Regions from separate parts of the Mus musculus genome. Here regions 2 and 3 are each linked to region 1. Evidence: chromatin loops called from intact Hi-C (ENCODE). Cell type or tissue: heart. All regions are shown on one strand. Each heading gives the region's core, and the rest is flanking DNA. Links, peaks and the distances in the headings are about the cores only.

The links. Peaks named below come from ENCODE experiments on the same cell type or tissue, not always from the same donor. Only the 100,000 strongest peaks of a DNase experiment are listed, where the experiment ranks them.
Region 2: a loop joins it to region 1, with 2.4 times the contacts of the local background. A loop is called at or near these places in 2 of 42 quality-filtered maps.
Region 3: a loop joins it to region 1, with 3.0 times the contacts of the local background. A loop is called at or near these places in 13 of 42 quality-filtered maps.

What each region holds. Positions count from the first base shown.
Region 1 is chr15:76,349,314-76,358,929 of GRCm38, forward strand. It overlaps Sharpin (SHANK-associated RH domain interacting protein), which reads right to left and starts at 1,797. Exons shown (of 9, transcript NM_025340.2): 1 at 1,168-1,797; 2 at 742-916. The coding sequence starts at 1,365. Maf1 (MAF1 homolog, negative regulator of RNA polymerase III) reads left to right here and starts at 1,981. Exons shown (of 8, transcript NM_026859.3): 1 at 1,981-2,346; 2 at 3,107-3,239; 3 at 3,333-3,461; 4 at 3,534-3,699; 5 at 3,825-3,946; 6 at 4,028-4,147; 7 at 4,273-4,407; 8 at 4,534-5,065. The coding sequence starts at 3,157. The coding sequence ends at 4,555. Gm35339 (predicted gene, 35339) reads left to right here and starts at 5,148. Exons shown (of 24, transcript NM_001378250.1): 1 at 5,148-5,360; 2 at 5,542-5,678; 3 at 5,820-6,448; 4 at 6,565-6,686; 5 at 6,819-7,518; 6 at 7,611-7,753; 7 at 7,844-8,080; 8 at 8,156-8,246; 9 at 8,385-8,517; 10 at 8,595-8,716; 11 at 8,943-9,003; 12 at 9,168-9,317; 13 at 9,397-9,616. The coding sequence starts at 5,231. In heart, for the core only: a CTCF peak has its summit at 1,334; DNase peaks (open chromatin) are centred at 1,438, 1,908 and 2,418; H3K4me3 peaks cover 2,500 bases; H3K27ac peaks cover 2,062 bases.
Region 2 is chr15:76,508,144-76,517,759 of GRCm38, forward strand. Dgat1 (diacylglycerol O-acyltransferase 1) reads right to left here and starts at 3,851. Exons shown (of 17, transcript NM_010046.3): 1 at 3,412-3,851. The coding sequence starts at 3,638. Scrt1 (scratch family zinc finger 1) reads right to left here. Exons shown (of 2, transcript NM_130893.3): 2 at 8,060-9,616. In heart, for the core only: a CTCF peak has its summit at 3,774 (motif pointing left); a DNase peak (open chromatin) is centred at 3,878; H3K4me3 peaks cover 1,813 bases; H3K27ac peaks cover 1,740 bases.
Region 3 is chr15:76,079,847-76,089,462 of GRCm38, forward strand. Puf60 (poly-U binding splicing factor 60) reads right to left here and starts at 1,100. Exons shown (of 12, transcript NM_028364.2): 1 at 1,004-1,100. The coding sequence starts at 1,027. Nrbp2 (nuclear receptor binding protein 2) reads right to left here. Exons shown (of 18, transcript NM_001358359.1): 10 at 9,591-9,616; 11 at 9,019-9,151; 12 at 8,804-8,906; 13 at 8,664-8,714; 14 at 8,445-8,580; 15 at 7,675-7,728; 16 at 7,527-7,590; 17 at 7,385-7,440; 18 at 5,669-7,298. The coding sequence ends at 7,230. Gm48952 (a long non-coding RNA gene) reads left to right here and starts at 2,680. Exons shown (of 2, transcript XR_003951572.1): 1 at 2,680-2,793; 2 at 3,780-5,744. In heart, for the core only: no CTCF peak of the experiment used is centred there; DNase peaks (open chromatin) are centred at 785 and 1,105; H3K4me3 peaks cover 2,000 bases; H3K27ac peaks cover 1,989 bases.

The DNA of each region.
Region 1 (9,616 bases), core at 1-2,500:
CACTATCTACATCAGTGGTTCTCAACTTGTGGGTTTCAATGCTTTGGGAGTGGAATGACCCTTTCACAGGGGTCACCTAAGACCACTGGAAAACATACTTACACATTACAATTTATAACAGCGGCAAAATTACAGTTATTAAAGTAGCAATGAAAATAAATGTATGGCTGGGGGCCATACTGTATTAAAACTATATTAAAAGGTTGAAGCATTAGGAAGGTTGTGAACCACTGGTCTACATCCAAGGCCCTCTTTTCTCTATGCTTCTCCTGGTGACTTTGGGTGACTTCTCCAACTCCCAGTCTTTACCTCTCCAGAGTCCCAGCCATGTCCATGCTTTTCCAAGCAGGCACTGGATATAAGCCTCATACTAAGTGGTTCTTCTAGCTCAGTCATAATCACTAACTCTTCCATTTGAACAACCACAAGACCTATCAATTCCATCTCCTAAGATCCTCTGGCCTCCTTTAGCCTTGTCTACACTGTGGAGTTTCTATCTTTAAGTCTCTGTTGTTTTTCCACTGAATACAATCCCATTTTCCTTAAACTCTTAGTCCTGCAGCAATGCTTGCTCTTCTTTTTCTTACTTGTCTGGTACTGGGGTCAGCTCTTGAACCTCTTATTTCTCCACTTCCTTCCTCTTGGAAGCCTTCCTAGGTGCCCAGCTTTTCCATCACTACCCCCAACCTCGACCAGGTGGCCCGGACATATTCAAATAAGCATTTATTTCACAACACTGACCATTTTGTCCTTCTGCGGTGGCATCTCGCACCAGTGCTGCCCACTGCTGTGCTTCCTCGGGGTCGAGGAAGTGCACGCTGAAGGTTCCAGGACCTCCAGGGGGAGGCTGCAGCTCGTGTTGGTTAGGCCCACGGACGGTGTAACAAATAGCCTCCAAGGGCCATTCTAAACTGACCTGAACAGGGAAGAGTACTCGGTCGGTGGTTCCTCTTCGTTACCCACACGAATGTGAAAGGAAAAGGAACGAGGTAATCTTTACGGCTCTGAACTTTTCTCGCCTGTTATCTTACCAATTCCTCACAAGATTTGTAAATTAGGTATCAGCATTATTCCCACTTTTACAGGCAATCAAGAAAAATAACTGCTTAAGGACTGTCGTCAAGGTAATCGAAAGAAAGTTGATTCCAGAATCGGGCCCACACTCACCGCCCCAGGCTCGGTGCCTAACAGTCCTAGCCGGAAGCGTCCAGGCCGCTCAGGGTCCGCTATCAATTGCAGCTTCCGCGGCTGCGCTTCGGCATCCTGTCCAGCGCCCAGGGGCCTGACCGCCGCGTGCACTGCCAGGAGCACCACAGGTGAGGCAGGGTCTGCAGCCACTGCCGCACCGCCGGCGGGCGGCGACATTTCTGATCCGGCGGAGTCCTGACTCTCCGAGAGTGCTTCCGTGATAGAGAACTGTCGAGTACTTCCGCCGGCCAGAAACTCGGACTGTGAGCCTCGGTTCCGGATGCCCCAGAGCTTGGAGAACAAGAAGGACCCGATGCTGCGCACTACCAGAGCCTGATGGCTCGCTAAGCGATAGGAATGGTCCCAGATCTCCAGGCACGGTCCGGCCAAGCTAGTCACCTTTCAGCAGGACCCGAGACAGTGTCACAGACCGGTCACCGGTCACAAAAAGAAGGCAAGGATGAACTTTTCTTAAAGGTTCGAACGAACGACAGCTGCTGCCCTACACAAGACAATACCAGTTCCCGGAAGGAACCAGGCACCAATGCACACAAACACACATAAGCACAGCAGAGGCTCTTCGTAACCGTGGACCACTCTAGGAAGAGGGTTGGCTCCTGGGGGCGGGGCGGGCATGGTTCTAACCAATCAACACCAAGAGGGGAGGCGGGTTCGTTAGCGAGTGCGAGACAGACAAGCTATGCAGCCAGTAGAAGTGGAAGGTGAAGCCGAGTGGCGGAGGAGTCCACCAATAAGGTTTCTCGTGGTCTGGCCCTGTGGTTAAAGTGGACCATTCAGAGGAGTGGGGTTGGGCCCGTCGGACGCTTGTTGTTGTCGGGTCGGGGGAGGCGGAGGTCGCTGTTTCGTTCTCTGGCTGGTACGATCTCGGCGGTCCGCGGCAGGTTGGTCGCGAAAGCGGGCGTTGCAGGGGGGCGAGGCTATGTCGCGGCTGCAGCCCGTATGGGCCGGCAGGGCCTGGAGTAACGGGACGTCGCCGCGAAGCTTCTTCCCCCGGATACAGTGCGGCCCGAGTGGAGGCCGCGGCGCCGCCCTCCAGTCCTGAGGAACCCGCGCTGCGCAAAGCCCGCGCCGCCGTCACCTCGGCACCGACACTAAACAACCCGTCTACCCTGGCTTGATCTAGCCCAATTCTGGCAGGTGGGTGTCCGCCTTGTGCGCCAAGCGGTCCGGGCTTGCGGGAACCACAGTCCCCGGCGGGCCTCGCGCTGCTGCAGTGCCTCATGGGACTTGTAGTTCTTATGCTGCTTGGGGCTGGAGCGCCTCTCTTGGTGCACTGCCTCCTGGGGCTTGTAGTTTCCCGCTACGAATCTGCTGGTACCTCTAGGCTTGCAGGGCAGCAATGCCAGGAGACCACTGGCCTGCGCCAGCAGAGGTGGTGTGTCTGCCCATCCTACACACTTCGACGTACGAAGTACGAATTAGGCATACTTGCAAATAGAATTGAAGAATTCATGGGTTTCCTCCTCTTGACAGGAAGCAGTGAAGCAACCCATAGAACCCGGGAGGAGCACCCATACAGGTGACCCTCAAGGCTTGAAACCCCAGATGCCCCGTTCCGAACCGGATAGCAGGTTCTTATTGAGGACCTTACAACAGTCTGAGGATGCCTGCAGAATGTCAATGGAGTAGGAATGTCGAGAGTGGGTGGGGCCCCCAGCCAGCCCCAGTATATAGTACTTGAGATTGAGGTAGAACCTGGACATGCCATGCTCATGCATAGGATCATCTCCCTGTCAGCCAGTGCTGAGTTCTCAGGGGCAGGTAAGGTGAGGAAGATGAGCTCCATGGTGGACTCAAGGTTAGCTCGAGCTGCAAACAGTACTCTGCTAGTGGGTGGAAAGGCTGAAAGTGGAGCCCTTTGGAGCTAGGTAGCCATGCTGGCTTCCCACATTCCCAGGTAGTGCTGCCCTAATCCCACTGGCACAAGAATCTCCCTTCCCAAAGGACATGAAGCTATTGGAGAACTCCAGCTTTGAGGCCATCAACTCACAGTTGACAGTGGAGACTGGAGATGCCCATATTATTGGCAGGTGAGGCTGGAGGCTCTGGGGATCAATCTGTCAGAGATCACTATCGTGGGCCTCGGGGTTAGCATGCTTCATGACTCTGCCTGCGTTCTTTAGGATTGAAAGCTACTCGTGTAAGATGGCGGGAGATGATAAACATATGTTCAAGCAGTTCTGCCAGGAGGGCCAGCCCCATGTGTTGGAGGCACTGTCCCCACCCCAAACTTCAGGCCTCAGTCCCAGCAGGTAAGCTGAGGTGGAGACTACCTTCTGGGGTATGTGGGACAGTGGGCAAGGCTGACATTTTTCTCTGTTCAGACTGAGCAAGAGCCAGGGTGGTGAGGATGAGAGTCCTCTGAGCGACAAGTGCAGCCGCAAGACCCTCTTCTATCTGATTGCCACCCTCAATGAGTCCTTCCGGCCAGACTATGACTTCAGCACAGCCAGAAGTCATGAATTCAGCCGAGAGCCAAGCCTCCGCTGGGTAAGGATGAACAGAAGGGCCCCAAGCCATGTGGTCCTTCTCATTGCCATCCCCACTTGGTGTGGGTTCTTGGGCTCTCCCTGCTGCCCTGGACCCTTGTCACCCCTGACTGTCACCTCCTGTAGGTGGTAAATGCAGTCAACTGCAGCCTGTTTTCAGCTGTTCGTGAAGACTTCAAGGCCCTGAAGCCACAGCTGTGGAATGCAGTGGATGAGGAGATCTGCTTAGCTGAGTGTGACATCTACAGGTGGGCTCACGTCTTTGCAGCTGGGCGTGCACATGTGTATGGCAGTGGAGACCTCATCCCTCTGCTGTTTTCTCTTTTCAGCTATAACCCAGATCTAGACTCCGACCCCTTTGGGGAAGATGGAAGCCTCTGGTCATTCAACTATTTCTTTTACAATAAGAGACTGAAGCGAATTGTCTTCTTTAGCTGCCGCTCCATCAGGTTGGTACTTTGCCACCTCACCTTCTCCAGTTCCCTCTTCAACTCAGATCATTCCTTAACTGGGTCTACTCTCCCTGGGGCAGCCTGGGAAAGGAGATCCTAAGTCCGCTGTCTCTCCCATCCAGTGGCTCCACGTACACACCCTCAGAGGCAGGCAATGCACTGGACTTGGAACTGGGGGCAGAGGAGGCTGATGAAGAGAGTGGAGGTGGAGGCGGTGAGGGCAGGGCAGAGGAGACCAGCACCATGGAGGAAGACAGGTGTGGTGGTGGCTGTGGCCATGGACTATCCTCGGGAGCCTGGAATGGGTGGGACAGATCAGGGTTCCTTCTGTCTGGTCTGGGTGCTATCTCCTAAAGGCCTACTGTGTGCCAACTTCTGCCTAGGGTTCCAGTGATCTGTATGTGATGAGAAGAAGCAGAGGTCTCAGCGTCATCCAGCTCTGACCAATCCCTGGACCTGTCTACCTGAGGAGCTCCAGAGCTTCCCCAGATGCTGGCTATGCCTTGGCACTGACACCGTCCTGGCGCTGCCCAAGGCTATACCTGTGTAGCCCTTTGGATTCAGCCTGTGGATGTCCACTCATCCCTGCAGGCTCCTACTGCCCATGCTGTGGCTGGATTAAACAGCACGGGGTCTGATAGAAAACGGGACTGCTCTGCACCAACAGCCTGTCACAGACAGGACAGCTGGACCACAGAGTTTATTTTTGTATTTCTTATTGGGCCTGTACACTCCAGCTCTAAGGGCCAGTAGTTTGAAGCCCTATAAGTGGTGCCCAGTGTTCATGGGGTCTGGTCTTTGACCGGCCTCTGGTGCCCACTTTTGTCTCCCACTTTACCAGGTGGGCCACATGCACTGAGTGTCACTTTGCTGCAGCTCATTTGTTTCCAATAAAAGTTTCTGTGACTTAGATGGAACCTGGGAGTTTGTGGGGGCGGGGCCTGCGTCGTGGGGCGGGGCCTGCGTCGTGGGGCGGGGCTGGTAGCTTTGGTATCTTAGCAACAGCTGCTGGCTGCTTTTCAGTTACTTAAGTCTCAGAGCTGTTACTATCTCTCACCTCTGGGACTGTCTGTGGTAGACATGGAGGACAGGCTAATAGAAACAGGCAACCTCTATTCATCAGAGGGTGACCACTTACCTCTGGATGTAGACATTTATGATCATGACATCTATGATATCCCAGATCCTGGGGTGCTCATAGAAAAAAATGGTGAGGGCACCTAGCATTATTCGGGCACCCCTCTAGAAAACAGATGTTCCTCAGGCTTTATCCAGTCCTCAAGGTGTAACTTCCCTGGGCAGTCCTTGACCCAGCATGACCCTCAGAGGAGGGCTCCTTGTTGCTTGGGGCACAAGGCCATGGTGACAGTGCATCTTCTACTGGTTTACAGAACTGGGTCTGTTGGGGGGACCACAGGTCCCGCATCTCTTTACCAATAGTCAGAGATGGCAGAATATGTCACTGCGTCGCCGTGCCAGACTGCTGTGGCTACACCTACGTGCATACCTCCACGACATTGTAGAAAAGGTGTGGTTCTCTGTGAGGTTTCCACTTGGGCTCTTCCCTAGAGATACTGGGCCCTGATTCTACTGGTCCTTATGAGTTTCCCTGGCAGAAGAGCTCGTGCCTCCATTGCTCACACGTACATCTGTCTACTCTGGCCTGCAGGAGAAGAGAGCAGAGCTGCGGGTCGCTCGCATGACACATGGGCTGGAGCCACTGCGTCACCTCGAGGTGGAAGCTGGACTGTGCTCAGTAGCGCAGGATCCAGTGGGTGAACGCTTCATGGTACTAGATGGTGAAGGTTACCTGCATCAGCATACGAAGGATGGCTGGGAGCAGGCAAAGTTGAAGCCTCCTGTCATACTTAACGGGCTTGTGACTGTGCCTGGCCCTCTGGGAGAGATAGGCCGCTTTGTCGGCTGGGGTCCAGCTGGACTAAGCATATTAGGGCCAGACTTCCACCTGCTCTGGCTAAGCAAGCCACGGGTGAACAAGTCACTGGACCAGGAACCTTTTTGCTGTTTACCAGTGCCCAGCCTGAGTCTGTTGATTGTGGCCCAGATGGGTGGCAGCCTGGAGCTCTGGAAGTTCCGTTCAGGTGGTCGCTGTCTGGTACCCTGTGGTTCACCTTTGCGGCCACCACCCGGCTTGTCTGGCTCGTTCAAGTGCCTGGCCCTAGGGCTGGAACCTGACCACTGCAGTTGGCATTGCTTTGCTGCCTATGGCTCGGCGGTGCTCACTTTTGATCTGGACGACTGGGCTCTCATAAATGTTAGCCAGGATCTGCATAAAACGTGAGGGGATTCGGGACAGGTGGATGGGAGGCAGATCCCCTAAGGACCCACAGACGGGCTGAGCTGAGTCCACTGCCCCCCCCACCTCCCTCCCCACCCCCATTCCCCACCTCTAGCATCATCTCAGATCTGGATTACTGTGAGGAGATGGACGCCATGGTTACAGCTTCCCGGGATAGTACTGTGAAAGTGTGGGAGGCTGACTGGCAGATCCGGATGGTGTTTGTAGGACACACAGGTATGTCAGGCTGGCAGCTTTTGCAGCCCTTCTCTTTCTCATCCTAAGCTTGCCCCTCTCCAGTGTTGGCTACATCCCAGGAATCCCTCCTTAAGCTATGATGTGCCAAAATGACCTTCACCTCTCCTGCAGGTCCAGTGACAGCTATGACAGTGCTCCCAAATAGCACGCTGGCAGTGTCTGCCTCACAGGACGGGACAATTCGCACATGGGATCTGCGGGCCGCAGCTCAGGTAGGAGAGGTAACTCTCGGTTGCTGGACCGAAGACATAATCTCTGAGAAAGTGAGCCATTTGCTGGCTCCTGCAAGTCCTGGCTGGCCGGTGCTCTCTCTCTGCTCAAAAAGCATAGAGCTATGGCGTGTGCGTACCCTCTATTCACCATTAGCACAGCTCTCCGCACCAGTGCTCCATATACAGGTGGCGCCAGTGCTACCAGCGCCAACTGATCCATCTCTGCCTGCTCGCCTTGTATGCGCCTGCGCAGATGGATCGGTCCACCTGGTGTCTGCTACTACAGGACGAACTGTGAGTTCACTGCTGTTGGAACCGGAGGACTGTGCAGCTGGGGTGGCTTATTGTTTGTCTCGAGAAGCGTTGTGGGTGCTAACACGCTCAGGGCACCTAGTGCGCGCCAATGCCGCACGCTGCCCGATGGTGGTGGTACACCGCCTGCGTCCACCTCCACCTCCAGCGCCGCAGCCCTGCTGCCTGCACCTCTATAGCCATCTTACAGATTCTCGAAGTGCATTCGCTTGCTGGGAGATTGTGCGCCAGAATCAGGGTGACATGCTCCGCAGTGCCATTGCCTGGGCCTGGAAAAATAAGAATAGGTGAGCACTACCTCCATCTGAGGCCAGTTAAGGCCAACTGTGGCTGACTTAGGGACAGAGCCTTGGCCAACAGGCTCCATCACTTCCCACAGGTTTCTTCCGGTGATGGGGCACTCAGATGGCACACTGTCTGTGTTGGATTGGCGCACATCAGTAACAGTCTTTCACACAGAAGCACACAGCCCAGGACCAGTGACTGCTATTGGGTCCACCTGGAGCAGCATTGTGACTTCAGGTTAGTACCTTCTCTCCCTCAAAGATGGCCTGGGGGGTGGGGGCTCCTGCACTATCCTGAAGTCCCAGCCCTGGCTCCTGCCACCCAAAGGTGGAGACCTGACAGTAAAGATGTGGCGTGTATTCCCATACGCTGAGGAATGCCTGAGTCTGCTACAGACCTTTTCCTGTTGCCACCCGGTGGTGATGCTCTGTGTCCTGGGGAAGCGCATCACTGCAGGCTTTGAGGATCCAGAGCGTGCCACCTATGGCCTGGTGCAGTTTGGCCTGGGTGACAAAATGCGTTGTGACCACCGACCGCAGGATGACCCTATGGACCATATCACTGGTGAGCATGGAACGGAGCCAAGGAGAAGCCCGTGCCCTCACCCTCAACTGCTTCCTAATCTTAGTTCTGCCCTAGGTCTGTGCTGCTGCCCCACCCTTAAGATATTTGCCTGCTCCAGCCTGGATTGCACCATCCGAATATGGACCAGGGAGAACCACCTGCTGCGGTGGGCTGGGGCCATATGGTGTGGGGGCAGCTAGTGGCTAGAGGGCACCCAGCGGGGCTCTTCTAACCTCTGCTTCCCTGTCCCTGCCCCAGATTCCTACTGTTTGAAACAGTGGCTAGATCTTAGGTACTCTTGCAGGCTCCTGCAGCTTGATGGTCCCCCTCAGGCCCTAGCCTTCGCCAGCAACTATGGAGACCTGGTTTTCTCACTAGGCTCCCGCCTCCACCTGGTGTCCTATTCGACCTACTTACCTACATCCTATCTAGTTAAGGTATATAGTGAGGTCAAGATAGGGAAGGTGGGACTGGCTGCTGCGTCCTGGAAACGAAGCTCTATCTGCTTCTTCAGAAATTGTGTCTGAAGGCCTCTGATGTGATCAGTGACCCACCACTGCCACTCACCAGCAAGAAGCCACTGACTTCCAGCCAGTTGCAGAGGCTTGCCAATCTACGCGGAGCAGCGAGCCTCAGGTCTGCTGGCAGGTCTACTTGGCTGCAGTGGCAGCCTGGGGCAGCAGGGTTTGCATAGATAGCTAAAGGCCTCTTGGGAGTGTATGAGTTCTCTACACTCCCAAGTCCCTCTTGGGACTATGGGGTGTTACCACATTCTCAATCCAGGAATCTTTTCTCCTGGCTACGTCTCACTCCAGCTTCTGACCTATCCCAGAGTCTTGCCTTTGTTTGTTCCTATCTACAGCGTGGCCTTGCCCTTCGGCTATTACAAGAGATCAGAACCTCAGCAGCCAGTGTTGAAAAAGGTAATGTAGGTCCTGACCCTTTGCCAGTCCATTGCCCACCCATGCCCCATGCCCAGTCTCAGGCCACAGTCTCTCAGACTCTGGCCTGGGACCCTAATAGTTGCTTGGGGAGCACATGGCAAGTCTTCAAATAGGCATAGGCCGACCACCGATCTCCACCTCAGGACTTGGAGACTATCATAGCCCGGGATCAAGACCTTCAAGAACTGATACAAGGACTGGTGGCCCCAGCAACTCGGCCCCCACTAACCTTGAAGCAGCGCCACAAAGCCTTCGACAATTACTTACGTTTGGTCTATGGGTCTGACCTGATGGTAGGTATGAAATCAGGCCCAGGCTCTGCCAGGACCTTCACCTTGTCTGACACAAGCCTCCTGTTCTTTCCTGTACCAGGACATAAACCCGGAAAGGGAATCCCAGCAGTGGGGCACTTCAGCCCTTTCCACAGAGAAGGAGTCATCGGACCAGGAGAGCCAGCCTGGACCTGTCATGATTGTCGGGCAGGCTGCATTTAGCAATGATGTTCAGCCAGTGTTCCCACTCTCATTCCCCCAACCCCCGGGGGGAGCTCCAGGAAAGCGCTTTGCCCGCCCTCCCCGAGTCTCCTTGCCCA
Region 2 (9,616 bases), core at 2,755-5,254, 160 kb after region 1:
CCTTGAATCCCTTTTCTCCCCAGATCTGGTGGCTGCCCTTGTTTGGGGTATTCACTGGCTTGATGTAGCTGCCTTTAAGAGGCAACCCCATGAGACAAGCAGGAAGGCATCTTCCAGTCTGTCTACTAGACCTCCCCACCAGTCCCCCTCCCCCACACTGAAACCCTGTGGTTGCAGCATATCCCAAAGCCTCCTGCCCCCAAAACCTCATGGCTGGCCTCTGTGGCACAACCCACCACTGCCTGCACATAACCAAAGCCATTTCACAAGACTGACCTCTCTCCCCTTTGGGTAACCAAGGAAACCATGCTGCTTTTTCTATGCCCATCTCCAGAATGAGGACAAAAGTATAGAATGGGGTCCTGCTTTCCAGAGCTAACTGCAAGCAGATAATTTTTGTTTTTTTGTTTTGTTGTGTTGTGTTGTGTTGTGTTTTTAGGAGACATGACCTATGTAGGCCAGGCTGGCCTTGCTTTTCCTGCCTTAACCTCCCAAGTGCTGGTATTGCAAGCATGTGCCACCTGATGGGACACCTTGCCTGGTGTAGCAGACAAGATCCTAGGAGGTTTTTTGGTTGGTTGGTTTTGGGTTTTTTTTCCCCAGGGTTCTTCTGTTGGGCTTCCAATTCCTTCCTCAACTGTCCACACTGGTGTCTTGGGTCCTCTTCTCCCATCCATCATCTTGAAGGCAGCATTCCTACTGCCCTGCCTCCACCCATGCCACTCCCTCCCTCCCTAGGCCAGAGATATCTGTCCCAGGTTGATGAGGAAGCCCCCATCAACCATTGCCTGCAAAGCTCCGAGCCTGCCACTGTGACCAGAAGCTAGTAGGCTGAAGGGCAGGCTGCAGAAATGGCCAGCAGGGAAAAGAGGAGCTGGCTACATGATGACAGCTGTTTTTGCCACCCTCTCACCTACTAAAGAGCCTGCCTGTGTCCTGTGCCTTCCAACTGTCTTACACTCACTCCGAGACTAAAAGGACACAGGATAGCTGGCCCTCCTTCCTGTCTTATGGTAGGTCCTTTACCCAGGCCTACTCGAGTTAACCACAGAGAACAAGGAAGAGGTGGCATCCTCTCTTGACTCTCCTACAACTCCACATAAACACTGTAGAACAAGAATAAGCCCATCCATACACACATGCCAAGATCTGTGCCACACTCAAGGACCAACCTCTAAGTATGGGCTTCATCTAGGGACCACACAGTTCAGATCTGACCCCAAATAGAAAGGAAGGGAATAGAATGCCAGCTCCTCTTCTAGCTGACACCTGACACTTCTGTGCTGCTCTCTGACCCAAGCCCTGGGTTACAAGAGAGCAAGCAACTCATAATTCCTAGACCATGCTACAGAGATGTACAAAAGATAATCAAAGACAAATACCTTGGGAAAAACCTACCACCATTAAGGTCTTGCCTTGGGTGCCATTCAGTAGACAAAACGCACAGCCTCACCTTGCCATAGGATAGAAGAAATGAGCTGACATCCAGAACCTGGCTCAATGGCCCTGCTTAAAGTGAGCAGGAAGTACTAGGGAGGGGAAGACACAGAAGCTCAAGGAGTCAAGAGGAAGGGTGAGAGTTGAGCTGGGCTGCCAAGAGCAACAGCAGCAGGGGGAGGGGGAGCTGGCAAGGGAAGAGCTGCAATAGGCTGAGCTACAGGCCAACTCCAAGAGGGCAGGCAGAGCCTGGCCCACCAATGTGGAGGGATGGAATCTAGCTCCTCACCTAGGAGGCTTCCGGCCCTGTGACATCCCCAACATGGATTGAGGCCCACTGCCCACTGGGGGATGACAAACTCCCCATCCCCATAATGCAACATCCATCTATGGAGGAGAAGGGGCCACAGCACAGACCCTTTCCACACACATAGACATCTTTCCTAGCTTGCACAAGCCTCCCACCGGAGTACACTGAGTTCAATGGTCATCAGGAGGTGTGACTGTTCTCTCTTGCCTATCCCTGCATAGTAACTTGGCCTACAACTGAGACCTCAAAGATAAAAAGATACTTTCCCCACTGCTCCAGAGGTCATACTAGCCAAACTCCTGACTCCTAAAGGAAAGGACAATGAGGGCATTCAGAATAGGGGATTGTTAGGATCACAGGACCTTAGGACATAGGACCCTTAACATCTTTTCTGATGCAGCGGGCACCTTTAATCCCACCACTTGGGAGACAGACACAGGTGGAGCTGTTTGAGGCTAGCCTGATCTACAGAACTAGTTCCAGGACAACCAGGGCTACACAGAGAAACCCTGTTTGTGTGTTTGTTTGAGAGAGAGCGCACACACACAACATCTTTTCAGGTGGAAAATGGGAGGCCAGCCTCTCTCAAGACCAGCTTTGATTTACAGAAAATCATGATCCCTCTAAGGAGGGCCAACCTCCTCCCCCACTCTTGCCTCCAAGGCCTCCTTACCTGACCTTTGTTCATAATATGCCATACCTGCCTCACACTGAAGTTATCTTATCTCCTGGGTGAACTGTGAACACCCTAGGGCAGCTGGGGCGTGGGGGGCACCGTGCCCACTAGAAAAAGATTGTTGATACAAAGAGAACCAGACTTTGCCACCCTAGATAGCCACTTCCTCCAAGCCCCTCAGGTACTTCCTAACCCAGAGCTACTAAAGGGTCCCATGATGATCACCAAAAAGAGTCTCAGGGCCGGCTTTGTAGGAGACAGTCTCCATTTCTTCAGCTAAGCAGGGCCTCTCCCATAGGTGTGTTCATACCAAACCTCTCTCCGGTACTCCAACCACGGGATGAAAGTCTCACTTAGTAGTCAGCTCTGCCCCTATAGCCCGAAGTCATTCTGGTAACATAAGCTGGGCTTCCTTCAGGCCCTCCTACTTGCTGGAAGAGGGGTGAATAAGCCATGCAGCCTGTTAGTACTAGAAAGCTTCCTGTACTGTCCTCTGCCCCGAGCAAACGCCCATACCCATCGCCTCAAACAGGCGTGTGTCCTCTGGAGCCTCTAGCAGCCTTCTCTACCCACAGGACACCCCTCGTAGTTTTTGCAAAGGTAACTCTTCATCATAACCCTCCCTGGAAAACATCAGCCTCCTTCCACTGAAGAAAGCCCATTCATCTCCACCCCCCACCCCCCCGGGGCTCACATTTCCTGCTACCCACTCCTCAGAAAGGACCTCAAGGGACTCTGCCTCAAGGTGTGCTTACTTTCCTAAGCAATATGGAAAGGGGGCTGCTGCCCACTCCTCTACCCAGACTCCCTGGTCGGCTACACGACCACACCTGGGTGACCTTGGCAAGTGACCCTCTCCCCAAAGCCCGTGTCCCAGTACAGCCCCAGGGGAGCCCCGGCCGCGTAACTCGCAAAGCTGTGGCCAACTTTTAAGAACTAGGAGCGTCACTGGAGAGGTCAGATGTAAGGGGATCAGGCACTCCGCTACCTCAGATCCCAGTAGCCGTCGCCCACGCTGGTCCGCCCGTCTTTGTCCCGGGTATGGGCTGGAGCCGGAGCCGGAGCCGGCGCGTCACCCCCGGCGCCCAAGTCGGGGCTCACAGCCGCGTCTCGCACCTCGTCCTCTTCTACCTTGGGCCCACTACCACCCTGGACGGAAACCCGCGAGCCGGTCCTCCGACGCCGAGAGCTTCCCGCGCCTCCGCGGTCGCCCATGGCTTCGGCCCGCACCTCGTCGCGGCCCAGTCGTGCTCCGCCGGCTCTCAGCGCTTGGAGCCCGCGGCCCCGCCTCTGGACCCTGAGCAACGGCCTCCGCCGCCGCCCCCTGCCGGCCTCCGTAGCCGGCGCAGCGCACGACTACCTCTGCGACGCTGAGGCTGCGATGCTGCGGAGCAGCTGACTGGCTGTGGCGTCAACTGGAGAGTCCATTTGTAGTCCGAGGCCGAGCGGAGGCGGAGCCTAATCGAAGACGCGGAGCACGCTGGGAGTCGCGGGAGCAGAGCGCGGAGCCTCCTGGGAGTTGAAGGCACCGGGAGCTGGTGACGTATAGCACTCTGGGAATTGCAGTCACAGGCTGGCAGAAGCAACTAGTGTGCAGCTTGGCTGTGAACTTCGGTGGAAGAGGTCCGAGGTGCTGTCTCACTGCGAGGAGCAAGCGGGAGGAGAACTGCCCCGGCTCCTGGCTCCCTGGCAGCTACGCACTTCCTCTGACCTCTTGCTTGCCTCTTGTCCCACTTATGTAAAAACATCCTTTCGTCATCCCCAGCAGCGGTTTGAGTGTAGGTCATTTATGAAACTGCGCTGACGTCTTGCGGTTCCAAATCCATTTTTGAGCGCACAACCGACAGACTTATCTGCTCTGGCAGCATCGTTCTCCGAAAGATCCCTAGCTGCTAGGCAGGAACCAGTTTAAATGTACCTTGGAGCACATAGCCTGTCAAAGGATCAAACTGGAGAAATACCCAGCTTCGCATTACAGCAAATGTGTGCAACTGCCCAGTTAGTTAAAAGAAGCAACTCACCAGTCACCATGGCCTCTTCCTCTACCGCCCCACAGTGCTGTCGAGGGCCCGACAAGCAACGTGCCTGATTTAGACACCGCCGTGCATACATTCTAGACCTGAGGAAGCACCTAATTTCCTTCAGAAACACTATAAAGGACCAAGGAGAATAGTGGCTTTCTCTTCTGGGGAATAGCAGGCCTAAGAAGCACCTCTATAGGACAAGGTTGGTAGCCTCTCCTACAGGATGCTACTAGTCTTCCTATTAAGCTCCCTCCACTTCTGTAGTATCCACTGACTCCTTCCCTCAGGTCACACTTTCTTCACGACACATCTCATGATGAGCAATCTGGGCTGCCCTGCCGGTGGTGTCTTTGTACATATGCAGAGAAAAGCGAACCCAGGCTTGGACTTTTGTGGATCAGAGCCAACCTGGTCAGTGTCTCCGAGCATTCCTTTGTTGCTGGCCCAGTCTTTCATCTGGTCCTTGGCAAGGCAAGGGCTAGGTCTTTGTGAATAGTGACCCCAAAAGGAGGCAGAGTGAAAGAAAAAGTCTCTTTGGGAGCCTGAAGTGAAGGTAAGTCGTGTGAGCTCTGCCATGCCTTTCCCGCTCCTTCCTCTGTTAAGTGAATACGAGGCTTCCACATTCTCCTGGGCTAGCACGTTGGCTACACCAGCTTCCAGTTTGAAACCAAAAACTAAAAGTGGAAGGTTGAGGCCTAGGCTGCCACTAAAGCCAGAGATGAATCCACACCATCCAAGAGAATGAAAGTCCTCCTTGGAGACAGCTATTCATTGACATTCAGCCTTACAGCTGTCAGCCTCCAAGAGGCCATGGGAGTGAAGAGACCAGAGGATGACCAGAGCCATCAGGAAGGATGGTTCTATGGAGACCTGTGCCAAAGAGATGGCACCGATGTCAGAGTTCCAGGGCCTGATTCAAGGAGGAAAGGCTGGAATGGATGATTGCGATATGCAGACAGCTTCACTGTTGAAATTTAACGTGAGTGGTGGCACACGCCTTTAATCCCAGCACTCAGGAGGCAGAGGCAGGCAAATTTCTGAGTTCGAGGTCAACCTGGTCTATAGAGTTCCAGGACAGCCAGGGCTACACAGAGAAACCCTGTCTTGAAAAAAAAAAAAGTGTGCAGACAGGGCTGGTGAGATGGCTCGGCAGTTATGAGCCCTGGCTGCTCTTCTGAGAGGTCCTGAGTTCAATTCCCAGCAACCGCATGGTGGCTCACAACCATCTATAAGGGTAACTGATGTCCTCTTCTGGCATGTGGGTGTATATGCAGCAGAGCACTCATACAATAAATAATGTTTTTTAAAAATTTAATTTTAAAAAAAAGTCACAAACAGCTTCAGGCTGAACCCAGCACCCTAGGATTACAAGCAGGCCAAGGAAAACCTGCTTCGGAGAGTTTGCAGTGGTGGAGAAGAGGGCTCATCAAAACCCTCCAGGAAGCTGTTTCCATTCCTTTTGGCCTACTAACATAAAGAAACAGAAGCGGGGACACACACACACACACACACACACACACACACCACATGGTGGCTTGCAACCATCCATAACAGAAAATCTGATGCCCTCTTCTGAAGTGTCTGAAAACAGATACAGTGTGCTTACATATAATAAATAAATAAATAAATATTTTTTAAAAAAAGAAAAGAAACAGAAGCAATCAAGGCCCTGAAACTGTGGGGTCCTCTAGAAAGTAGGAAGATACAAGACTTCCTGTATGCCTTTGCTACCACCAAAAAAGTGGTGTTTGGGTGGGTGGAGACAGTACTATGTGAAGACAGTCCTAGGCTATTTGTTCACCCACAACTGTTTATCTGAGCCTTAGGCTCCTCTTCTACAAACAGGAAATCTCTTACTGAGCAATGGTGGTTACAGGCCTTTACAGGAAATCTCTTACTGAGCAATGGTGGTTACAGGCCTTTACAGGAAATCTCTTACTGAGCAATGGTGGTTACAGGCCTTTAATACAGCACTGGGGAGGCAGAGGCAGATGAATCTCTGAGTTCCAGGACAGCCAGAGAAACCTTGTCGATCTTGTTCCAGCTAGGGACAGTGACAGTTAAGATCCTCTGTGGAGAGCCTGATTAACCATTTCTCCCAGTCCCAGATGTGCCTTCATTCCTGTTGTTACTGCTGTCCCAGCTTCCCAGAGAGCATGTCCTCCACCACTGGGATAATTTCCAAGCTGCTGGCACATAGGACATGACCTGCTGCAGATACGTCTCTCCCTTTCGACATGAATGGAATCTGAGTGAGTCTGCCTCCTGTTCTTGCCAGGATGTGGGCAGTTGGGCTGGCTCTGACCTAAGACTGACCTAGTTTGGTGCATCAAAGTTTTTGAGCCACTCAACTCACACCTGCTGACCTGCTTGCCAAGGGTCATTGCTGGGTGAGCCTTCCACCCTCACTCCCGTGGCTGCTCTAACTCTCTACCCAGCACAGCCTTGCCTCCTATTTCCTCTGTTCTCCTTGTCTAGAATCTGAGGGCTACTTGTGGTTACAGAAGTGCCTCTCCTCCTGGGAATCTTCATACTGGCCCAGCCTAGCTGTCTAGCAGTACAAGAGCACACACCCACAGTTTAGGGGTCTGTGAGAGACCAACTCTTTTAAGTTCAGACTCCATTTTAGAGCACCTGACCTAAGTTTGAACTCTGGTAAACTGGCATAAGGTTCCAAGTTACCTCCCAACAAGACCTATGCCTCCAGGTTATTCCCCCAACAAGACCTGTGCCAATTTCAGTTTCCAGGCTACCCCCCCCCAACAAATCTGCATCCCTGGGTTACAAGCCCACCCCTGCCTCACAACAACCAATGCAGAGGGAAACAGAAGTATATGAGTTGACTCCCAGCCCCAGCCAATTATGCTAAAGGCCATAGTAGCTCTCCAATTAGATGCTTGCCAGGCCAGAAACACCACCACCACCACTGCCACCCTTGACTGCCCCCTGCCCCCGCTTGCTGCTTTCTACAAAACCTTGCCCTGATAGATGCTTGGGGTTCCTCTCTACCAAAATTGTCCTGCACAGTGTTGGTGGTGGGCTGAGCCTGAGCTAGCTTAAATAAAGGCTCTGGTGTGATTGCATCGGATTGGCTCCTCTGACTGGTCTTTTGGGGTTCACTAACACTTGCTTGACACTGGATGAGAACAGCGGGCCTCCAGGAGAGGGGCTACACCCAGCAGAGGCTTCTACTGTCCCATTTGCTCCGACACCATCTCGGAGGATTGTAAAGAATGAGGGAACCAGAGCTGTTGATGCAGCTGCAGAAGTACTAAGGAAAATAGAGCAGAAGCATTCCAGGCCAGCGATTGCTTCTAGATCAGCTTGGGCAGGAGCTAACTTCCGGCTAGCTGCCCAGAAGCTACGTGGCCCCTGAATACCTGAGACAGAGCAGAGTTGATTGCCCCAGGTCAATCAATGACTTTGCCTTCAGACAGGTGTTCCACTGGCTCTGCTGGCCTGACTGACTCTCTCCAGTAGGAGAAAGGCCAAGGCCTGTTCTTCTTCACTTGGGATTTCAGCACTGATCCGAGCCTGCAGAACCAGGAATTCTCCCCTTAGACACCCTCCAATACCCCTAGCAGCACCCCAACAGGACACGCCAGTCAACACTCCAAATTCTATCAAGAGTGGCATTTATTCTCCTCGTGGAGGTGCGGCGCTCCGAGGAGCTGGTGCTATTGTGCTTAGGAAGGAGGTCTGTCCGTCCGTCCGTCTGTCCGGCCGGCCCGGCCCCAAACGGGGGCGGAAGAGGGACACGGCCCGAGTAAAAATCCCGGCCTGTTGCGGGCCAGGAGTATGTACAAGGTGGCGGGGCGCAGGCGGGGGTGGGGGCGGGGCGGGCCGGCAGCCACAGCCCCCACCCGAGGGCCCCCCGCACCTCGGGCCCTACTTGTAGAATCAGTACAAAATAGGTGCTACCTAAACGTTCCTTCTACCTGAATTCGCTAAGTCGGTTATTGTGCTGCTTAGTTATGGGGGCGGGAGGGGGCCCATGGCTTTCCACGGCGGCAGGGTGTGGGCGAAGCGGGAGATCCTGGCGGGCCCACAGCCCTTCCAGCCTTCTCCATAGGTAGGTAGACAGGAGTAGAGAGTGGGGCGGGGTGGGCGCCTCTGTGTGCGTGTGCATGCGGCACAGGCTGGCAGGCCCAGGCTAGGAACTGTGGGCATTTTGCCAGGTGGAGTAAGGGGGTTAGATATGGGCACTGTTATGCTAGGCCTGCGGGTCCGCACCAGGAGGGTTAGCCAAGCTTGGTGCTGGGTTGAGACTGGCCATATCATATACTCCAGCATGTTGCACCTTAGCGGCACAGAGACAGCAGAGCCTCGTATCTCAGGGAATCAGAAAATGGGTACCTGTATGGGTGGCCCTGGTGAAGCTGGGCCCCAGAGACCCTGGGACCTGTCCAATTTGAGCTGGGAACATAAGGCCCAAGTCAAAGGCAGAGCCTGACTACACCCAGCGTATTCTAGGACTGAGGTGGGTAGGAGAGGCCATAGGGGCCCAGGGATTCAGCCCTCTGCATCTGCCTTCCACCCTGGCCTACCTATGCGTATTGGGCCCTGTCACTGATGGGCACCTCCAGAAGGTTGCCACATCTCTGACGGATTCAGGAATGGGCCTGGCATATCGTAGGTACCCAATGATGGGTCGGTGAGTGATGAAGGACTGACAAGAGAGGACTTGGGTGATACCATTCCATCCCAGCCTCTGGAACCATGACGCCTGCCGGGCTCTGCCCTGGGGTAGGGTATGGGGAAAGAAAGTCTGCGTGGCCGGCCCCGCGCAGCATCCCTGATCTAGGGGCCTATGGGATGGGTAGGGCAGGGGATACCTGATTCTCAGTAACTCTAGAGGCTGCGGCAGCTTCACATGCAGTGCGCATTATTGCTCTATAGTCTGCATCGGACTAACTAAGAGGAAGGGGAGCGGGCAGCCCCGGGAAGGGTTGGGAAGAAGGGTGGGACTGCATGCAGTGATGTCACAAAGGCGGCGGCCAATGGAGCGGGGCCCTTGGGATAGGGTCACCGCCGAGGCTTTGGCATAGACGGGTGAAAGTTGGCAACCGAGTGGGAGTGGGGCCTGGGCCTCCAGGAAAGGGCCGGCCTCGGGGGCAGAGGAAGTGGTCCTGGACAGCCTAAGCCCCGGGCGTCGGCGGGAAGGATGAG
Region 3 (9,616 bases), core at 1-2,500, 270 kb before region 1:
CAGCGGAAGCAGGAATTTTTTTTTTTTTCTTTTGAAGTTAGCCCTGATGTGAGCAAGACATACTAGATCCACCCCTCACAAGCTGGAGCAAGTGCCCCTCTCCCATTATGAAGGTGCAGTTCCCAGCTAAGGCTGAGGAATGGCAGCCTGTGTGTACTCTACTCGACCCTACCCTACGGCTGGCCTCCAGGCACCTAGGGCTTAAGTGGTCTCAGCCCTTGCTTCATCCCCTCTGAGTGAGGGTGGCGGCTAACAAAAGTCTGGATTGCAGTGGGGTTAGGTCCAAGAGATAAATAGTCCCTGAAGGAACTCCTGGTGGTAGCCATTCAAGGAACATTCCCGACTGACTAGGGCAGAACCAAGTTCAGCCCTTGGAGCGTCCAGCCCAAGACAAGGGGGTTAGCAAAGTCTTATGATGCCCACCCGGACCAGTGACCGAGGCAGGCACCGGCTGTCGGGTTCCCCACAGAGGCAGTGACAGAATGGCTGTTTGAAAGGTGTGGAGGGGAATGGGGGTTGGGAGAGATGCTCTTCCCCTCCTGCGTGTTAACGGAACGGGAAACCCTCGTCTCTGCACCATGGCGCAGAGCAAATGCTAACGGGTCCGCCCCTTCCGCGTCCCCAACACGGGGCGTAGCCGCGCGGGTCTGGAGCAGGCACCAGGACACCCTAATGCCACCGGACGCCTAGACAGTTGTCGCCCAGTCTCGGCAGACAGGACCGCCCCGCGGGGATCCAGCAGGGCAGCTCCGCGGCCGGCCCACCCCGCCCAGCTGCCGGAAACTGGAGTCCTCGAGCCGGAAGCTGCAGTCGAGCCCCAGCCGTGGCCGCAGCCGCGCGCTCCCGCTCCGCCTCCGCCCCGCGTGCCGGGGACCACGGTAAAGTCCGTACGAGGTCCGGGTCGGGCCGCTGCGCACCCAGGGTCCCCTCCGCACCCTGTCCCAGCCGACGACTCACTCCTCCGAGCTGAGGGCCGCCCCCTGGCCGCGAGGGACTCACTTACGAGAGCTATAGTCGCCGTCGCCATCTTGCGTCCGTCGCGGCCGCCGCGCGCGCCACAAGCATCAGCTCCCTCCGCAGTCTCGCGCGATCTGGGCGTCGGACGCGGAAATCTCGCGACGTACGGCATAGCTACGAGAGCGGAGACCGAAACGCATTTCCGGGGCGGAGCAGGCCGTTAATGTACCGGAGGAGGACGGGGCGGGCCGGGGTTTTGGAGTGGCGACCCGGAGAGCCCTCCCCTGGTCGGGGGGGGGGGGGGTCGACATTTTTGAGTCAGTTCCGTCTGCCTCTTTTCCTACCACCCTATTTTAGTTGAGTCCACTCGCTGAAAGCTCGTAGACTGCGGAGACAGAAGACAAAAAGACTGATGCATCGTCCTTTGCATTGTCCATCTAAAGTCAGGAATCCTCATTCATTTTGAAATATGGTCTCTTTCCTAGTGAGAAAATAGCCGTTGACACGAAGATGGCCCCCAAAAGATGGCTCCCCAGCCTGTCCTGTGGTTATTGTCCTGTGGGCATAAATGTGTACGTTAGTCCCCAAGTCCTGAGCTATGTGTAAATATGTAGTTCATCTGGGCTTTGTGGCCGTAAGGCTGCCTGCAAGGCACCAACCACATCTGTAAGCTCAGGCACCTTCAAACTCCACCGGATAGCCATTCTCGTTTTCCACCCCTCGGGTTTTCAGACTTTAATATAGAGATCTTTAGCAAAACATGGCAGAATATTTTCCTCCCCCTCGGTACCCCCTTTAAACAGGAAAAAGCTCTACTGAAAGCAAACCTAAGTGGGCAGAGAAGTGGAATGCTGGGGAGCCAGGGGAGGGCCTTAGCAGGCTGGTGTGTGATGCTTGTGTCTTGAATTCTCCGAAAATGTGCAGATAGTTTAAAAAAAAAAAAAAAAAAAGTAGGTGCCTCCAGACTTCTATCCCTAATACAGGTTACTAGTCGTTCTGGCTCTGCCAACAGTGCCTGGAGATTAGCTCCTCCTGGGAACGAAGCGCTGAGACCCAGCTTAGCATCTCACTCTTAAGCAAAAGTGGCCAGCCAGAATCACCAAGCAGAAGAGCATGAAAAGAAACCAAGACAACAAAGGAAATGGAAGATACCTAAAGATGTTGCATCCCCCAAACAAGAAAATAAAGATCATGAACTTAGATTTCCCCATTTAAAAAAGAGAAAAATTAAAACGGCCAGGTGTTGGTGGTGCACTCCTTTAATCCCAGCACTTGGGAGGCAGAGGCAGATTTCTGAGTTCGAGGCCAGCCTGGTCTACATAGTTCAGGACAGCCAGGGCTACACAGAGAAACTCTTGTCTGGAAAAACACCCCCCCCCCAAAAAAAAACAAAACAAAATCTGCAAATGAGCGATTCGATAAGTTGAAAAATAAAGTTGAGCTATGTGTGGTGGCATATACCTGTGATCCCAGCACTCCAGAGGCAGGGGCAAGGAGAAGCTCTGTGAATTGGAAGCCAACCTGGTCTACCTTTCCAAGTAGTTCCAAGCAACTGCCAAGACTACATAGAGAGATCCTGTCTCAAAACACAAAACAGAAAACCCATAAAGTTGAAAGTTTCAAGAAAACAAGCGATAATCACATTGGCCAATATTCTTCAAGAATTAGAATTAGATGGGCCCACTAGAGACTCTGAAAATACACACACACACACACACACACACACACACACACACACAGGATGTTGAGTGGGCTGGGTCTCACCACCACCACCAGGGGGAACCCCAGGCACCACCCTCTGATAGTGATGGACCTTGCTTTTCAGAAAAATCTTTGGTAAGCTGATAAAAACTCTGAAATGTTGAATCTGTCTTCTCTAGAACTAGCCAGAGATCAGACTGCATGATGACAGTATTTGGCTGCTTTAGGTATCTTGTGAGTCAAAAGTGAAGAGTCAATGGTTTTTAACAAGCACTGCTTCTGAGTGCCTGTTCCAAGCATGGGCAAGGTGGATCTCTGTGAGTTGGAGGCCCTGCTGGTCTACCTTTCCACTGAGTTCCAAGCAAATTCCAAGATAGTCATGACTATATAGGGAGATCCTGTCTCAGAAAAAAAAAAAAAAAAAAAAAAAAAAAAAGATCAGGTTGGCCTTAAACTTTCAGATCCACCTGTCTCTGCCTCCAGTGTGATTCTATGTACCCCTGCCAGCAGCTGATGGAACAGATGCGGAGACCCACAGCCAAACGGAGCCTAAAATTGGAGATTTGTAACCACAGAATCAGCTAAGCTGGCCTCACAGGGCCTATGCTAGCTCCTCTGCATAAATATTATGGTTGTTAGCTTGGTGTTTTATGGGACTCCTAACCATGGGAATGGGGGTGTCTCTGACTCTTTTGCCCGCTCTTGGGACCCCTTTTCACCTCCTGGGTTGCCTCATCCAGCCCTGATATGAGGGTTTGTCACATCTTGTTATGCTGTGTTGGGCTGAGATCCCTGGGCGGCCTGCTCTTATCTAAAGGAAAACAGGAGAGTGGGTGTGATGGGGGAGGGGGAGCTGGGAGGGGTGGAAGAGGAAACTGTGATTGAAAGCAAAACAAAATTAAATTAAAAAAAGAAAAGAAAAAAGTCTTCACTCTGCCCTTGAGCCCTCTCAGAGCAGCTAGCTCCTGCCCGTGCTTACCCATAACCACCTGGTAAACAAATGTAAAACAATAGAAAATACAAATTCAACATCTCAATAATTTATCTAGGAGACAGGAGAGAAATCAATGAACAATTCAAGAAAATGTCATCTTTTTCTTTTTTTTTTTTTTTTACTGTAGCAGGTCACTGATAATTTCCAAAACACTAGGCAAAGAAAGAATGAGGAGAAACAGAAGAGCTCTTACACAAAAGGTCAGAATTCCGAAGCATGGCAATTCCTGGAACTAGAAGAATGTAACATGACACCCTTAAGTCCTGAGGAGAGAATGCTTTCAGCTAAACAAACTTCTCACAGTTTCACACGTCTAAGATTCGAATAAGGATAAACAGGCAAAGATTCCATAATTTCTCATCCATTCTTCTCTGGGAAGCTTCAAGTGGGGGTAAGTGAAGAGGAATGCATGGGTCCCGGAGAGGAGAGAGAGGCATGCGGACAGATCCTGGTGCAGGGCAGCCCACACTGAGGACTGAACCACAACACAGGAAGAGGCAGCAGGCTCACTCAGTGGAGATCCAGCAAGAGAAGGGTAGTCAGTTGGGCTTGGTCCTAAATATTGAGAGGAGCCCACAGATGAATTAATGGCAAACAGAAAGTAAGGAGCAGAGCTGGGGAGTGGCTCAGCAGTTAAGGGGGACTTGCCACCAAGCCTGATAATCTGAGTTCAACCCCTTGAGCCCAAATGGTGGGAAGAAAAAAAAAAAAACTAACTCCTACAGGTACAGGTTGCTGTATGACCTCCTTGTAAGCTATGGCACACACCACAACCACCACCACACACACACACACACACACACACACACACACACACACCCCATTTAAAAGAACTAAAAAGGAAAATTATTAACTTCAGAGAAAACAAAAAATTGTGCAATACGGAAAATATAGTGTAGGACACGTTGTCCTCTGCTAAAACCTACGCTGATGGAACTGTAATACTCATCACCGATGCCCATCAAAGTGGGGTGATGCTGGGGCAGAGAGTGGGCAGGTGATTAGCCCTACAGACTGCCATGTGGGGGCACCATGGAAAAACCAGTAAACAGGACTAAAAGCGCGCTTGTGGGGGCACGGTGGCACATGCCTTTAATTCCAGCATCATGTGAAAGTGAAGCAAGCCTGGTCTATGTAGTGAGTTTCTGGCTGTGATGACTATTCCTGGTTGTCAGCTTGGAATGAACTCCAATCCAGAAAAGGAGGGTACACCTGTGATCCAGATCTTGAGGCTGGAAAATACAGGCTTCCGACTGGACCCTGACATGCAAGTTGAGGCATAGTGACCATGGAAAGCTTAGGTCCAGGTAAGGTAGCCTTTAATCCTAGGAGACTGAGACAAGCAGATCTCTGAGTTCAAGGCCAGCCTGGGACAAAGTAAGGCCAGCACATCTGTTAGAGCCTACTTTTTCAGGACTCCAGTTTATACCAAAGACTAGCTGAAACTAGTAGCCTTCTTGTGGGTCTGAGCAACTACTAGATTTTTGGATTTCCCATTCACAGCTGACCATTGTTGGGTTAGTTGGGGCTACAGGCTATAACTCATTACAATAAATTCCCTTACTGTATAGAGACATTCAGTAAGTTCTGTGACTCTAGAGAACCCTGACTAATACATAGGCTGAGGCTAAGAGATTTGAATTTTTGTAAAATCAGGGTAGATTGCATTTGCTATTCACTATTGACCCTGCCTGGCAAGCCAACTTTTAAAACAGTATGTTTGCTGTAAGGCATGATGGTTCACACCTATAATCACAGCACCAGCCTGCTATGGATACTGAATTCTAGGCAAGCAGAACTGAATAGCAAAACTGTATCTCGAAAGATAAGCTGAACAGCCAGATGGTGACGCATGGCTTTAATCCCAGCACTTGGGAGGCAGAGGCAGGCAGATGTCTGCGTTTGAGGTCAGCCTTGTTTCCAAAGTGAGTTCCAGGACAGCCAGGGCTACACAGAGGCAGAAAAGAAAAAAATAAAAAAAAAATAAAAAAAAAACAAACCAAAAAAGTACATCACTGATGTTTTCAAATTCAGTTTAATTACCTGTACAGTCTGTTGTGGATTTTAAAAATAAACTATGTCAGACCATGCATAATCAGAGTTCATTTAATTTATTAGATGTCCCATGACAAATCTGTTTTATTTTAGGTCTTGGTTTCGGTTAAGATGGCATGGTAGGTACCACAGTAACAACACCCACCGCCCACGGCTGTTCTCCAAGCACCAAAGCCCAGGATGACAGCAGAAGGAACTGCGCAGGTGTGGTTCATCTATAGACCCTGAGAAGGGGATCATCCTCGGTTATCCTGGTGGGTCCAACCTACTCACAAAAGGCCCCAACTCTTCCCAGCAGTGGCAAGCCAGTCAGCTAGCCCAGGACAAAGATTCAACTTGACGCTGCTGGTCTTGAGGGGGGAGAAAGAAGAACTAAGAAAAGTTGGTGGCCTCTAGAAGCTGAGAGGGGTTCTTAGTTGGCAGCTGTTGAGAAAATAGGGATTTCTGCCTTACCATTGCAGGGAAGTGAGTTCTGCCAATAGCTTGAAGGAGCAGGAGGTAAGTCCCAGCTTCCAGAAAGGAACTTAGCCTGGGTATTAATCTAGTGAGAGCCTGGATCACACTTGATGTACAGAACTCTCTCTCTCTCTGTGTGTGTGTGTGTGTGTGTGTGTGTGTGTCGTCTCAAACCACTGGGTTTATGATATCTGTTAACAGCAGCAATGTGGAACTATTCCTAATACAATAGTGAGCTTTCCTGGTTTCATACACAAAGTGTTTAAAAAGGACCGTGACTGCATTACATTTATATATGCATTTAAAAAACGTTTAAGACCTGGTTTGAAGTTGGGAGAGAGGCAGTTCAAGAACCAAGGAAACCAGGGTGGCTCTGAGGGGAAGCGTTCATCAGGACTTTGAAACCAGTAAGAAAGAGACAAGTTGGGCTGGGGAGAAAGAGGGAGCCAGGAACCCACATCCTCAACTCAAACACACAACTTCCCCAGGGAGGGAATGTGGAGGATGCCTGACCCCTGAGCCCCTAGGCCAGAGGGATGATGAATAGAAAGATCCTTCCCAAGGGCTTTGGGGAGGACACAGGTCCTGGTCTCAAGAGTGTGGAAGATCAGAAAGAGGGCTCAAGGCAGGTCTGCAAGGGATCAGGACTGGTCTGAGCAGGACCAAGGAATTCCCTGGCCATGGGTTCAACTCCAAGCTATCTAGTCTACAGTTCTCCAATCAGGTCAGGTCTGGTCTGCCTGATGCCCAGCACTGTGACACCTGAGTTCAGGCTCCTTCCCTAGGTTTCTATGCCACCTGAAGGCATGGCTGTTGTCTAGTACCAGATGGAGCGGTTCCCCTAACTGACCTGTATCCACTCTCGTCCAGGCTCAGGGCTCCATCACCACCCCAGGGTCCCACACTGCTGCAGAAAGCTGGGGGGTGGGGGTGTCTTCACTAGCAGGGCCTGTGTTCAGTTCCAGGGAACACAGGCAGAAGGCAGCTTTGAGCAGTGTGGGGGCTCTTTGCCAAGTGGACAACCCTGAGCCCCTGTATCTCTGCTGGGCCGTCAGGACTGGGAAGGTCACGCTTGCGTCCCTCGGTACTTGAGAAAAGTGGTCTCCAGAAAGGCTGCTAGCTTTGTCCTGTCATCCTGCAGTGGATGAGTAGGGAAGCATGGTAGTACCGGGCAGCTCGGCAGACCCTGCACCTTTCCACACCCAAAGCGCACCCGCCCACCTCGTGCAGGAAGCCATAATGCACTAGTTCAGCAGCGAGGTCCTGGGCACTGTCCGCTGAAGAGAGAACACAGGACAAATGAGTCATGGCACTAGCCAGTGCCTGAGCCTCAGCCCACCACCTGACCCCACTACCAGCCTACTTGGGAGCAGATCATAGGTCAGCTGCCGATGTAGCCGGTCCTCAAGCACCAAGAGCAGAGTAAGCTGCAGACGGAAGGGCGTGGTCAGAGCGGCGCCAGAGTTGATTGGTCCCCATCTTCCCTAGTCTCAACCAGGCCCCTTGCTCACGTGCCACCGAGCCTTGTCCTCGCTTCTTTCCAGGTTGCACTGCATCTGGACCACCTGTGGGCAGGGAAGGTGTATTAGCCACAGAGCACGGCTTTACAGAGGAGCCCAGAAGGAGCAGCAGAGACCCAAAGATGGTAAATGGTCTCCAAGGGAAGTCGGAAAAGCACGTCTTACTGCACCAGCCCTGAGTATTAGGGAAGCTTCCAAGACAGCCTTCGGTTTGGGTCCTGAATGATGAATACAATGCCAGAGAGGGGATGGGGGAGGCAGAGAGACAGAAACAGAAAGAGAACCGTGGAAAGCAAAGAAACGCTGTGCCCCGCAGGGTGTGACTGTACAGAAAACCAAGGTGCCACCAGGAGGAGGACAGGAGGCTGGGGCTTAGGCTGATTTCCACTAGTTCTCTGGGCAGGCCATGTAGACTACTGGCAATTGAATTTAGGGTGTATTGAGGAACGAAGGAAGCTATGAGAAGGGAGACCGGAGCAATGGCTCTGGATCCAGACGGGGAACAGACGTAGCCAAAGCCTCTGGAAGAGAGCATGCAACCGGATGGGGGAAGGACTGTAAAAGCAAGAAGCCTCTGGGGAAATGATTGTGTCGGTCCGGTTCCAGCTTCCACAAAGGGGTCAGCTTGGATTTGGTCTCTGGCAGCCTGGGGGAGAACGGGGATGGGGAGAGGCGGGTCCCCAGAGAAAGGCATCCATTTCCATTCCCTGATTGTGGTCAACTCCTAGAGACAGCACAGTACAGCAGGAGGTGGGACTCACCTTCCTGGTCTCCGAGTCAAAGGGTTCTGGCGTTGGAGTTTTGGCCTTTTGGGCTTCCTCTGGGGGTGGGGCCAACACACGGGGAAGCCCCAAGGGCCGAGCAGCCGCAAAGTTCATCAGTGGATAGATCCCGTTCCTGGGGATAGACAAGGGGGTGGGTAGCTAGGTGGGGGCTCAGGCCTGATAGTGCTTTTTCTTCAGTCTCATGCCAGCTCTCACCTGACATCCTCTAGGAATTTGTCCAGCTCCAAGAAGGAGACCTCTGAGTACCTAGAATGGTGTGGAAGGTACATGAGAGATGTCAGGGCAAAGCCTAGCCAAGCAGCTAGGAAGGGAGGCTCCGTTTGGCCACTACTCACCGCCACTGCATTGGGGGTCCATGGGGCTGCGGCATCTCAGCCAAAACTGCATGGAGGTCCATGGCCTTGGTCTTTTCCTCTACCACATTCTCAGGCATGAGGTCTGTGAACGACACAAGTGCTCATGGGGATGGACCCAACCTAAGGGTCCTGCAAAGACCCTTCCACTACCTGACCCCAGGATCCTGACCCACCCCGGCCCTTCTGCCCCTCACACTGGTGCTGGATGAAGCAGTGAGCTGCCAGCAGCTTCAGCGAGTGCACCTCAAAGAGCACTCGGTGGAAGAGGAGGTTGTGGGCTGAGGGTCGGCGGGCAGGGTCCCGGGCCAGGCAGGAGAGGATGAATTCCTAGGTTGTAAACAAGAAAGACAGGTGATAGCTGGAAAAGTCCTCGCTCTAGAGGAGGTCCTTCAAGACTCTAGACCCCACCGGTCCAATCACCACATCCTCCCACCTCAGGGATGCTGAAAGAGCCTTCCTGTATGAATGAGCAGAGAAGTCATCCCATTAGCAGCTCAAGATCTGATTCTGGACACTTGAGGACAGGCAAGCCTTGGGCTCCAAACACGTATGCCTACTTCCATTCACCCTTGTGGAGTCTGTGAGCTTCTGGAAGAGTCTTCCTTTCAGGTGGGCCTTAGTCCTCCTGCTACACTCTCAGATGTACTGACCAGGCTGCCCCTCTCAGATTTACCGACCAGGCTGCCCCTCTGGCCTGCCTAGAGCACTTCAAGGGTAAGCTGAAGCACCTGCAGCCAGCCCCAGAGGGGCAAGGTAAGCTGCTCACCCGCATGTTGGGGTCACTCAGTGAGT